Linked DNA regions of Homo sapiens: region 1 is linked to region 2. The links are chromatin contacts, found by Hi-C or POLR2A ChIA-PET in ENCODE. All regions are on one chromosome and are shown on one strand. The core of a region is the stretch at or near the end of the contact, and the rest is flanking DNA. Distances in the headings are between cores, read along the strand shown.

Evidence for each region. A loop is a pair of places that touch in the nucleus more often than their neighbours do. ChIA-PET counts read pairs that join two places held with the same protein, here RNA polymerase II (POLR2A). Pooled maps may share reads with other maps.
Region 1: a loop to region 2 is called in a pooled map, with 4 times the contacts of the local background. The contact joins the promoter of SIX3 here to the enhancer-like site in region 2. A Hi-C loop is called at or near these places in 1 of 37 single-sample maps with no recorded cell type and 6 of 50 pooled maps. POLR2A ChIA-PET finds 5 or more read pairs at or near these places in 2 of 52 experiments (GM12878 and SK-N-SH).

The regions. Positions count from the first base shown.
Region 1 is chr2:44,940,335-44,946,313 of GRCh38, forward strand. It overlaps SIX3 (SIX homeobox 3), which reads left to right and starts at 1,368. Exons shown (of 2, transcript NM_005413.4): 1 at 1,368-2,576; 2 at 4,234-5,737. The coding sequence starts at 1,771. The coding sequence ends at 4,426. SIX3-AS1 (SIX3 antisense RNA 1) reads right to left here and starts at 1,544. Exons shown (of 2, transcript NR_103786.1): 1 at 1,376-1,544; 2 at 1-499. RefSeq lists enhancers at 1-33, 802-1,328, 2,411-3,135, 5,425-5,931.
Region 2 is chr2:44,614,170-44,620,399 of GRCh38, forward strand. All of the region lies in intron 3 of CAMKMT (calmodulin-lysine N-methyltransferase), which reads left to right. Among named protein-coding and RNA genes, the nearest start is that of CAMKMT, 260 kb to the left of the region's middle. Within about 2 kb of position 2,607, at least 3 of the 41 ENCODE cell types and tissues checked have a DNase peak (open chromatin) inside an H3K27ac peak, as active enhancers do; they include GM12878, where a contact is called at or near this core.

The sequences.
Region 1 (5,979 bases), core at 118-2,617, 320 kb after region 2:
GAAAGACGTCTCTGACCCCGACAAATCTGCGTAAATCACACTTCCATAGTTACAGAAGCCTCACAAAGGGAGGCCCGGCTCAAGATGCTGATTACAGCTTCTTAAAAGCAACATACCTAAGAATAAATACCCATGCCTGGCCTAGGGGCTGTGGTGGCCAGAGGCAGAGAGGGCCCTCTGTGTTCTATGGGCCTTTTGGCGTCTGTTTTAGGCTTTCGATGTTACTTTCCCTAGAGAAATTAGACAGTTTAAAAATAATAATGGTAATTATTATTATTTTACAATACGAGCAAACAAGCAATTTTCAGGCCTTATTCACTTCATCCGGGTGGCTGGCCTCCAAAGTTTGAGTGCCCTCTGGGGCTGGCAGGCAGGACCAGAGCTCCTTCTGTTGTGTGGTGAGGAGTGGGCATCTGTAGGACTTTTCTGGGTCCAGAGGGCTCTTGGGCTTCTCGGCTCCCGCAGCTCCTCCACCACTCCTCAGAGAGGCAGCTGAATTCTGGGAAGAAACAAAGAGTTGAGTTGCTTCTTAAGATGGAAAGAAGTGTACTGTTTGGACTGTTATTTTAAAATACAGGGTGGTGGGGGAAATCGAGGCTCCTTGGCCGGGGAGGGAGTAAAGAGAAGCCTAATTGATGAAGAGGGAGTTGAGGTGAATGCGGTCCATGGGCACCGATGGGGGAGGCAAGAGCGGCCTCCAGCACCCTGGGAATTGGGCTCAGGCTCCCTGGCGCCAGATACCCTCGGAATCCGGGATCCCCGGCTGGCGCCACGGCCCGCTGGGCCAAGGTCGGTGCTTGGTGGGCCCCATGATCTCATCTCTCCTTTCTTCCTTGCCACTATTAGTGCTCACATAGGCAGAAAGAGGCGGCCCGACGTGCAAACCATGTGCAAACCGCGCCCGCTGGGCTGGTCAGCCGTCTTTCCTTGCCTGCCGACCTGGACTATGTGGAGCCTGGGGGACCCTCTTGCCTCCCAACAAAATCCCCTCTCTAATTGCACATCCCATTCAACAACTCTGCCCAGGGCTTTTCGAATTTCTGGATCAACTTCTTTAGGAAAAAGGGAAGAAGAAGTCTCAGAGACAGCGGTAGAGAAAAGAGGAGAGAGAGGGAGAAGAGAGAAGAGAGGAGGGGGAGGTAGCGAGATTAAGAGTTGCAAAGATAAAAAAAATTCTCTTTATCCCCCCACTTCTCCCTCCTTCCCTGCTCTCCCCCTCCCCCCGCCCTCTGGCTAAGTGGTAAAACCGTCCTTACGTTCTCGGTATTGATTGGCAGGGCTGACAGTGATTGGCAGTGGTTGCCGTGGCAACGCCACAACGACACGCCACAGACCAATAGAAAAGCGAAACAAAATGTTTCAATGCTGCACTCACTGTGGATTTAGGGGAGATATTATGAGGCTGTTGTCATTAGGGCGATTGCGGTGGAATCGCTGAATCTTGACTCGGCGGTGGTTGGCTCTCCCTCTCCTCTCTCCCTCTCCCTCTCCCTCTCTGTCTCGGGTTCTCTCTCTGCGCGCGCGCACCGGGCCGCTCTCCTACCTCCCTCTCTATGTGGCTGCGCGGGTGTGTGTGTGTGTGGATGTGTGTGGGGTGTGGGTGTCCCTTACGCCCTTCCTCCTCTCCCTCCTCCTCCTGCTCCCCCCTCCTTTCCTTCTCCTCCTCCCCCCTCTCCTCTCCCTCCTCCTGGTCCTCATCGCCCCTCTCCTCCTCTTCCTCCCCTCTCTCTTCCTCTCCCTGAATTTTCTCCTCTCCTCTCAGGTCAGTCCATGGTATTCCGCTCCCCCCTAGACCTCTATTCCTCCCACTTCTTGTTGCCAAACTTCGCCGATTCTCACCACCGCTCCATACTTCTGGCGAGTAGCGGCGGCGGGAACGGTGCGGGAGGCGGCGGCGGCGCGGGAGGCGGCAGCGGCGGCGGGAACGGTGCGGGAGGCGGCGGTGCTGGCGGAGCAGGCGGCGGCGGCGGCGGCGGCTCCAGGGCCCCCCCGGAAGAGTTGTCCATGTTCCAGCTGCCCACCCTCAACTTCTCGCCGGAGCAGGTGGCCAGCGTCTGTGAGACGCTGGAGGAGACGGGCGACATCGAGCGGCTGGGCCGCTTCCTCTGGTCGCTGCCCGTGGCCCCCGGGGCGTGCGAGGCCATCAACAAACACGAGTCGATCCTGCGCGCGCGCGCCGTGGTCGCCTTCCACACGGGCAACTTCCGCGACCTCTACCACATCCTTGAGAACCACAAGTTCACCAAGGAGTCTCACGGCAAGCTGCAGGCCATGTGGCTCGAGGCGCACTACCAGGAGGCCGAGAAGCTGCGCGGCCGCCCACTCGGCCCGGTGGACAAGTACCGCGTGCGCAAGAAGTTCCCGCTGCCACGCACCATCTGGGACGGCGAGCAGAAGACGCATTGCTTCAAGGAGCGGACTCGGAGCCTGTTGCGGGAGTGGTACCTACAGGACCCCTACCCCAACCCCAGCAAGAAACGCGAACTGGCGCAGGCCACCGGCCTCACTCCCACACAAGTAGGCAACTGGTTTAAGAACCGGCGGCAGCGCGACCGCGCCGCGGCGGCCAAGAACAGGTTAGTGGCGGGGCCCGCGGCCTGGCTACAGCCTCAGAGGCCTGGGAAGGGGAGAGGGGTTGAGATGGGGCTAGCGGAGCGGCCGCTGAGAGCCAGGGAAGCCGTGACTCCTGGCCAGTCGGAGAAAGTTTCCGCTTGTCCGGGACGCGCGGAAGAGGGGGCCGGGCTGGCTGTGGGTGTATTGATTGCTTTGACCAAGAGGGGCTTTCGTCAGGGCAGAGAGTGTGTGCTTGCGACCCGAGTACCCGCAGCCCCTGGGAGACTTAGCCCTGCGCTGCACCCGTGCCTGCCTCCTCAGCCCTGCCGCCAGCTCGGCGATCCTCTGGAGCCTAGAGACAGGGAGGGAAGGAAAGCACTCTTTGCCATCTGGTTCTTATTTCTGTGCGTTGCAAAACCCCGAGAGAAATCCACTAGCGTCAGAGAGAGGAAAGTGAACCTGGGTCCCTATCACAAGGGGAAAAGGCCAGAGGCCACTGCGCAGCGGGCCTGTTTCCCCGCAACGCTGCACGTTGCCTGACCGGGAGCAGGAGAGCCGGGCTGGGAGTGGAGAGGCCTAGCGTGTGCGTGTGCGTGTGTGTGTGCACGCCCGTGTGCATGTACTCGCCCTCCTGTTTCAGCCGAGGAGAATCCCTTTGGTCCTCTAAGCTGGGAAGCGGGCACGAGCAGCCTCGTTGCCGGCAAGTTGGCCACAAAGTCACAAAATTGTATAGGGCTTGACCAACATCACAGGAGCTGGGCCTGGGGGAAGGAGAAAAAGAACCAGAGGGAAAGAAGTGGATAGGCGAAAGGAGTGGGGAGAGAAGGGAGAAAGAAAAGAGGAAGTTGGGTGAAAGCCCTGATGTGGAGCCTGTGTCTTTCTCTATCCAGCCAGGAAGGCCCAGGGCCTGGTGTACTTCAGGGAGCAGGACCCCCAGCTGCTGACAGCTGCCCGTGGGTGGGGGCTGGGTGTGAGTTTCTGGAGGTGTGTTCGAGTTTAGGCGGCCGGGACCTGAGCCCATGGCCCTCTCACCCCTGCCGTGGAGCCCACTTTTCGTCTGATGAGGGGAGCGCCCAGGGTCAAGCCAAGGCCTCCTTGTGGAGAGAATTCCAGACACCAGGTCCAGGCAGAAGGTTCCCGGTGGGGGAAAGGGCAGCTGGAGACTGCTCTGTGCGCCTCTCTTGCCTTCTCCTTTGCCCCTTTTCTGTCTCCCTGCTCTTTCCCCACTTTTCCACCGCCAGCTTTCCTATTTTCTCTACCCTCGGTCCTGCGCTCTGCGCTGGCATCCAGAGAGCAAAGTATGCAGTTCTACCCGGAGACTGGCCGGGCGGTGGGGAACCCGCAGCTCCCGGTGTGTGTTTGAGGGAGCAGGGACGGGGTTACTAGGGGAACTCGACCGGTCGCGGGGCAGCCGGCTCAGTTTGAAGAGCCCCAGGGACTGCGGAGGGAAGAAGCGCCCGGCTCCTCTCCGACTTCTGCTTCTCCAGGGCTTGGCGTACTTTGTCGCTTGCACCCAGGCCTCCCCAAGCGGCCGGGCTCGGGTTCTGCCTCTCCTCCGAGGCCAGCCTCTATCTGAGAAGACTTGGGATGCTCCCGAAAGCGGAATGGGGAGCGGCGGCGCGGGGGAGCCGGGTGGCGGGCCTCTGTGTCAGGGCGGGCGCGGATCTCTTTCTCCCGCAGGCTCCAGCACCAGGCCATTGGACCGAGCGGCATGCGCTCGCTGGCCGAGCCCGGCTGCCCCACGCACGGCTCGGCAGAGTCGCCGTCCACGGCGGCCAGCCCGACCACCAGCGTGTCCAGCCTGACGGAGCGCGCAGACACCGGCACCTCCATCCTCTCGGTAACCTCCAGCGACTCGGAATGTGATGTATGATAGCCAAGGCCGCCCTCCTCCCTCTCCTTCCCCTCCTCCCCCACTCCTTCCCCTCCGCCTCCTAGCCCTCCTCCTCTTCCTCCTCTTCCTTCTCCTCCTCCATCCCCAGAACAAACCGAAATCAGGATACCCAACCATACACACATACAAGTCCACACACACTCCCACCCCAGCCAAAAATATATAAAAAACAAGAAAATAACAAATTAACCGCAAACTATCAACAACCCCCAACCACCATCTACCACTACGGCCACCCCAAAGGACCCCGACGCCAACAGACAGTCAAACGCTGATGTTGCGGGCAGAAAACATAAAAGAGGTGACAATTGTATACTTTCTAGGACAAGCACGGCTTCTCCTTTCGGTTCCCATGGACCCGGCACCCCACCTGCATGACGATTTATTTGTATCTGGGAAAATATTCTCTCTAGTTAAAAATGATTTAAAGAGTCGACTATACAAAAATCAATCACCACCACGAGGACAAGAGGGCAAAAGCAAAACAGACAAAAAGAAAAAAAATCGCCGTCTCCGTTCCGAATTTGTTAAAAAAAAAAAAAAAAAAAAAAAAAAGGACAGGGGGAAAAAAAAAAAAAAAGAACTCCTGGAGAGGGAAATAGCAAATGTGTCTTGCCTTTTGTTGCTCTCTCTCTCTTTTTTTTTCTCTCGCTCTCTTTCTTTCTCTTCTTCTCTCTGTTTTTAAGTCAAGTATTGGTCAAAAAAATGCAATCTTCTGTTTTTTGTTCAGCAGACAATCATTTTCTTCGTAAGCACCTTTTTCTCTCCACTCTGTCACTGCCTGTGTGGGTACTGGTTATAAATGTGGAAAAAGAATAGTTATGACTGTAACAGATTTTTATTTTTATTTCAAAATTTTATATGAATTATGTATATCTTAATGATCGGTCATTTTCCCAGTTTGTAATATATGTGTAGAAATTGCCTGTATATGATATTGCTTTTTCTCCTCTCCCTTTCTCTTTCTCTCCTCTCCCTCTCTCTGTCTTTCTCCCCGCTCAACTGTCTCTTTTCTTTTTGGGGTTCTCCTCCCACTCGGTGCTCCTGGTGTCGACTTGGCAGTCAAGGAGAGGCATGGTGGCCTGGGTTAGGAAGAGGGACCCTGTCGCTAGCAAAAGCGGAGAGTGAGATTGTAGTATTCTTATGCAAAAGCTATTTCCAGTATTTCTTAGCAGCTTCAGAGGTATCTCTCACTCCCTGTAGGGCGCTTTTACTGTTATCTTAAACTGCGTGTTTATCTATATGTAAAAACTTTCTAAAGCAAATACAGTATTCTCCATTTTCTTATCACTCCCAGAGACTGGTGTTTTTGTCTGCCCCTGGCCCGCAGCCGCGGGGTGCTCGGCCTTCACTTCCACTCCTGCTCACCTGAGCCGGGGCAGAATTTCAAGGCTGGATCTCAGCATTTTTTTTCCCCCCTGAGGGCATTGGGAAGACCAGAACAGGCCCTCCGGAAAAGAGCCAAAGCTGGATCCTGAGCAAAAAGGCAAAGATGGTTCAAGGGTTGGGAGCGGGAGGCTACCGCCAGTTTC
Region 2 (6,230 bases), core at 1,357-3,856:
AAAGTGAAAAACAGAAGAGAGGGCATTTTGGGCAAAGAGGATAGCATGAACCAGTAAGTGTTTCACAGGGGAAGAGAGAGATGGGTTTATGGAAACTTGAGTGTCTTCCCTGTGCCAGGGACTGTGTTAAGTGTAAGGAACACAAAACTGACTGAAATACAGTTCCTGTCTGGTGAGAATGACGGAGAAGTAAACCAACAGTAATGATACTGTGACTGGGGAACAGTTGCATTGCATTCTTCATATTTGTCGAAGGCACATATTTATTGAATGTGCCTGTTTTCCAGGCACATGGAAGATGCTGGAGATACACCAGAGAGCAAAACGGACCAAAATCTCTGCCTTCATGAAGGCTATACTCTTATGAGCAAGATAAGCAGAACATAAATAAATAAAATATAGAGTATAACAGATGGTGATAAGTGCATTGGAGAAAAACAAGGCAAGGAAGGGGATGAAATCTGCTGGAGTTGAGAGAAATGAGTTGCAATTTTAAATACAGAGGTCAAGAAAAGCCTCATTGAGGAGACATTTGAATAAAATGCTGAAAGCCACAAAGAGGTAGCAAGTCCTGTGACTCTAGAGTGAAAGATGTTCCAAGCAGAAAGCTGTGTCCCCTCCAGAGTCTTGTCTCAGTATGCTTCACACACACCAGCAATTTGCTTCTTTTTCTTTTGCATCATCAGTCTGCTACTACTGTCCCGTGCACCACCCAGTCTGCTACTACTGACCCTTATTCACTCTAACCAGCTCTTTGGTCTCCTTGCTTTTTTTTTTTTTTTTTTTTTTTTGAGACAGGGTCTTGCTCTGTTGCCCAGGCTAGAGTGCAGTGGTGACATCATAGCTCACCTGGGCTCAAGCAATCCTGCCATCTCTGCCACCTGAGTAGTTGGGACTACAGGTGCACCCCACACCCGGCTAATTTTTAAAAATTATTTTAGAGATAGGGTCTTGCTATGTTGCCCAGGCTGGTGGCAAACTTCTGGCCTCAAGTGATCCCCCGACCTCAGCCTCCCAAAGCATTGGGATTACAGGTTGAATTACTATGCCCTGCCTGGTTTCCTTGCTATTCCATTAACATGCCAGATGACTTTCACATCAGGGGGTTTGCATTTGGCTGGTATATAGAGAATGAATTAGAAAGATGTAAGTCCAAAGTCAGAGAAACCATTTGGGGCCGGGGAAGAGCAATAATCAAGGTTAAAGATGATTAGCAACTGAATTACGGCTATGGCCAGGGGAATCAAGAAAAGTAGACAGATTGAGAGAGATTTAGAAGGAAAAAAATTACTAGAACTTGGTGACTGCTTGGATATGGTAACCAAAGGAGAATGGAGACGCAAGATAATTCCCAGGTTTCTGCCTTGGGTAGCTGGCAGGATGATGATGCAGTTCACTGAGGAGGGTACAGTTTTGGAGGCATTTAGGTGAGATGATGGATGTGGTTTGGGGAATATTACATTTGAGGGGCATTGGGCATGATTTGAGTTGGTATACCATACAGATTAATTTCTTGTCAATATTTTTAAAGTATTGTAATGTGTTTTTTTAACCACACCCTATAATTTAAGTAACAATAGGATCTCCAGAATGAGAATAATAGGGGGACCCATAGAGAGATGGCCTCTCAAAGGCAGTAGCCTTTTAGTGGGCTCTGAAAGATGAGAGATGCCAACTGTGCAGTTAGGGAAGACTCCAGGCAGAGGCACAGCAGACATGCAGGCATTCATCCCATGTCACCAAAACATCCAGTATGTTTTCAGCAAATGCTGAAAACTGAATTACAGCCTATTCTCTGTCCCTTGCTCTCCCTCTAGTTTCCCTAGATCAGGGTGGAAACTCTCCATCCAGCCAACCGTGCACTTCAAAAACCCAGAGGTCAGCCTGGACACCTCTTCTCCCCCGACCTCCAGTCATAAGTCCTGTGGATTGTCCTTGAAATCTGACTGTCACTCTGCTCCCTTCTGTCCTAGCTGCCATCTTCTGTCTCTTGAACTGTGCAGCAGCCCCCTGCCGGTGCCCTGCTTTCATTCTTGTGCTCTTCCAACCCAATCTCCATATTCAGCTGAGTGATCTTTGAAAAACACAAGTTTGCTCCTGTCATTCCCTGTTGCAATGTATTTTTACAAACACATCCTAAGATAGTTAGTCACGTACCAACTTTTAGACCTTTAAAAATTGCATTTATCTGCCAAGCAATTGTTCCCCATGGAAGAAGAGCTCTAGTGACTACTTTGTTCCTTTGTTGTCTCTAATTTTAATATTCCAAAACCCACATTTTTTTTTACAATTGTCATTTGATTTAGATGACTTAAAAGCTTTTTATTACAAGCCATATATATACTAATAGAACAACCTTTAACAATATATTTTTTTGATTCACCAGAAAAGGTGATCATTTCTTGATCACAAGCAGTAAGGTTTCTTGTCCTCAGCTCAACCTCATTATAACTATATATTTGAACAAACTAAGATATCCTCTGAACTGAGTCACCTCATCCCAGGGTTCAACTGACATGGGGAATTACCTTATTTTAGTCAGAAAGCCTTAATTAGATTAGGTTGGCCTTTCTGAACTTTATGTGTTGCTACATACAGGAGTTAAAAACCTTGATCTACACATATCACACAAATCAGGAGAAAACGAAAGCAGAAATGAGCTCATGTTTCTATATGCAGCTGCTTTGATGAAGACATTTCAAATAGAAACCAGAAAACCAAAAGCACAAAACTGAGGAGATAATAGCCAATGAAGGGGAGAAGTGATTAATTCAGATCAGGAAAAAAAGCTGCAGAGTTCAAAGAGACTATGATGAAATTATTAGGGGCTGTTGGAGATGTAATCCATATCTCCTTGTCACATGTGTCCTACGTGATAGTGCCGTGAATGTCATGGGATAAAATTAGTGCCTTACAAAATAAACATGTTTAAACTTTGTGAAAAATACCCACACAAGAGACTGATATACATACATTCAGAGGTGGACACATTTGTCTCTAGAGGGAAATTCATCTGCTATGTGGTGAGAGCAGCTGATAATCAGGAAACTCAAAGTCACATTCTAGCAGAAACTTTTATTAATATTGACCCATAACTGTGGCTCTGCAGGAGTTTTTAATCTCATTGTATTTATGTAGTGTCTTTTGTAATATGATAACACATTTCAAAATTATTATTGTTGAATTGCCAACAAAATGCATCCTAAACACACACTCCTTAGGTAAGGGAAGAGACCCCATGTATGCTGTCCTCTGCTATTGGAAACAAGTTAAAAAAGAGTTATCCAGTAATCTTTTTCTTAAAAACAGTCACAACATCTTGATGATACTGATTCAATTGTAAATTATTTTGGAATAATTCAAACTATAAAAGCTCTAATCTTCAAGATGGGAGGCTTGAATGTGGGAATGTAAGCACAGATGTTTATCTAATTTTATCCAATAGTTTATACTGCACGATGGGCTCACTGAGCCATATTTCCTCACTTTGAAGTTACCTGGAGTTCTACCTGGTCACAGGCTTGCCTGATTTATGTGAGTGAGGAAGGAAAACCACTTAAATGAAGAGTGTGGCTTTAAAGAATATAGTGCATTTTCTCTGAGTGAGCATTCGTGACTTCTGCAGGAAGGTAGATGATATTGGACAACAGATTACTTTGTTTTGATTGAAGATTGAATTAATATTACAATACCAATGCTTTGTCTGTTCGCAGGCAACGAATAAATGAGTGTGTGATACTGAAATGAAAAAAATAGGATATAGATGGCTTATGTAAGAGCCAAATATAGCAGAAGCATACAACTATCAAACTTTATTCAGACATCAAGAAAGCATCATATCTGAGCTATTCTTTTCATCTCCTTCCTGTTTCTTTGTATACACTTCTAGTAGTTAAACTGATTTTAATGGATGAATTTTCATTTAAAAGTAAAAAATGATGTTCTCTGCTTCAAGCAGCAGGTGTGTTTTTAATCTTTAATAGGTCACCTTCCCAAGTGCAAGCAGGCAAGCTGTTATTGATCAAAGAGGTTTTGTTGGGTAGCTCTCAGATTATTGAGTGACAAACTTTATTGAATTTGACTTAACAGAAGTCAGAAGACAGCTGAAGCATAAGAGCTTGCACTGCCATCAGAGTCATTTTACGACAGCCAGGGAGCAAAGCTCAGAGATGGATACTGAGCTTTTTGCTGGCCCTTGGAGATTAACTGAACAGCCTTCCTACCAATTCCCAAGCCTGTCAGCAGAACCAATTAGATTTTCAACCAGTAGACAAGAAGGGTGGCACTTGGGGACCTTTTTGCTTTAGGTCGAAGGCTTTTCAGACTGCGATGAGATGACATTGATGATGACACGTTGAGCATTGGTTGGTTTTAAGACAAGTTAAATTAGCAGTCTTGAAATGATTCCAACTGTCTCCTGACTTCTCACTGTTGCCATATTCAGTGGATCCTGTCAGGAGCAAGTTGATGACTTAATAGTCTTTCTTGAGTGGATTTGAGCACTTTGGCTGTGTGTTTATGTGTAGTTGTCATGCTTAAAATATTCATATGAAGGTTTGAAATATTTATTTGAAGGCGCCTTCTGCAGAGTTCAGCAGTAAGGCTCTCAGTGCTTCTACCTACTTTTTATTTTTTATTTTTTGCTTCTCTAAGCAGTTATTTTGTACAACTACCTTTTATTCTATTTCATGTATAATTGATGACAATGTTTCATGTAATTATTGATAACTTCATTTATGATAAACTTAAAAAGCCTTTCTGACATCATGCATTTCTCCCAGACTACTGTAAATTCAGATCTACTCATAAATAGTTTGGAAATCACTGGGGATTAGGAAGGGCACTATTGTTTTTATTCTGTGACCTTTGGTCCAAGAAGACTGAGGCAGATTTTCATGGAAGGGATATAAACAGAAGGATGGAAACATAGATGTAGTACTAATACACGTAAGATTGTCTTAAACGATGGAAACAGGATATCTTTGAGAAGCTTCATTTTTGACCTTGAAAAAGTTCTACAGGATACTTATTTGAGGTATTGAAAACACCATTACTCAAGTCTGCATTTGAACTTAAAGATTACTGAATAGTCTTAACATCTACTAATATCAGAAAATTGTTATGAGTGTACTTCTGTGTTATATAGATAATTGAGATTTTAAATTCTCAAATTTAAAGTTTTTGGTATTTAGTAGGGTTACCTGGCAAATAACTTAAATATAATAATTTGTAATTCATTGCACCTACTCTTGTACATTTTTATAAGTGAGAATAATTTTAGCTGATTATGTGTGTATATATATATATATATGCATCTGCAAACACATATGTGTGTGTATATATAAATAATTCATGTTTTGTAACAAAGTTCTACATTTTCTACAGTTACATGCTGGTGCTATCACTTGGCAATTGCCGACCCTCCAAAAGGCATGAAAATGAAAATATTTTACAGTATAAATTCTTTCAGGCTACTAGAGAGTACTTTTTGCTAAGCTAGACTTGAAATTTTATAGCTAGCTCCTTGGCAACCTACAGTGGTTACGTCCTTTTTGAAGAGCTTGATTTATAAACAGGGCATTCTTGGTGTATGCACTTAACATTGGATTTAGAATTCTGACCCTATGGTTTCATACCTATACAATGCTGTGGATAGCAATGATGATATGTAGGAAATAAATATTTCAACATTAGACTCATGTTTTCAAAGTGGATTCTTCTAGATGCTTTTTAAGATAGCCACATTTGGCCAGAACCCCATGTAATCATCACCCAGTCCCAGTAAGTGACAACCCATGCCCAGTCTTGCCCGCTGAAAATCCCATTCAGTACTTCTTTTATATTATTTTGAAGCAAACCCAAGATAATCATATAATTTTTTCCATAAATATTTCAGTGTCTATCTCTAAAAGATAACCACAATACCATTAACACATCTAAAAAGACTTAGCAATAATTTCTTAATATAATTAAGATAGAATTAGTATTCAGATGTCATTTATTGTTATTCAGAATTACCAGTGATTAAGATTGTGATAGATTTTTTCTAAACACACCTATTTTTCTTCCCAAATCTGTTATCCTATTGTCCTTTGATACTTTTTTTTTTTAAACTCCTTTTCGTCTTGCCCAGCCAGGACCGTACTGTTGGACATTTCAACCACACTCTTATCACTACCTTTAATTCTTTCACCCCTTGACCCTCTTTTATGCTTACTCATCCTATCATT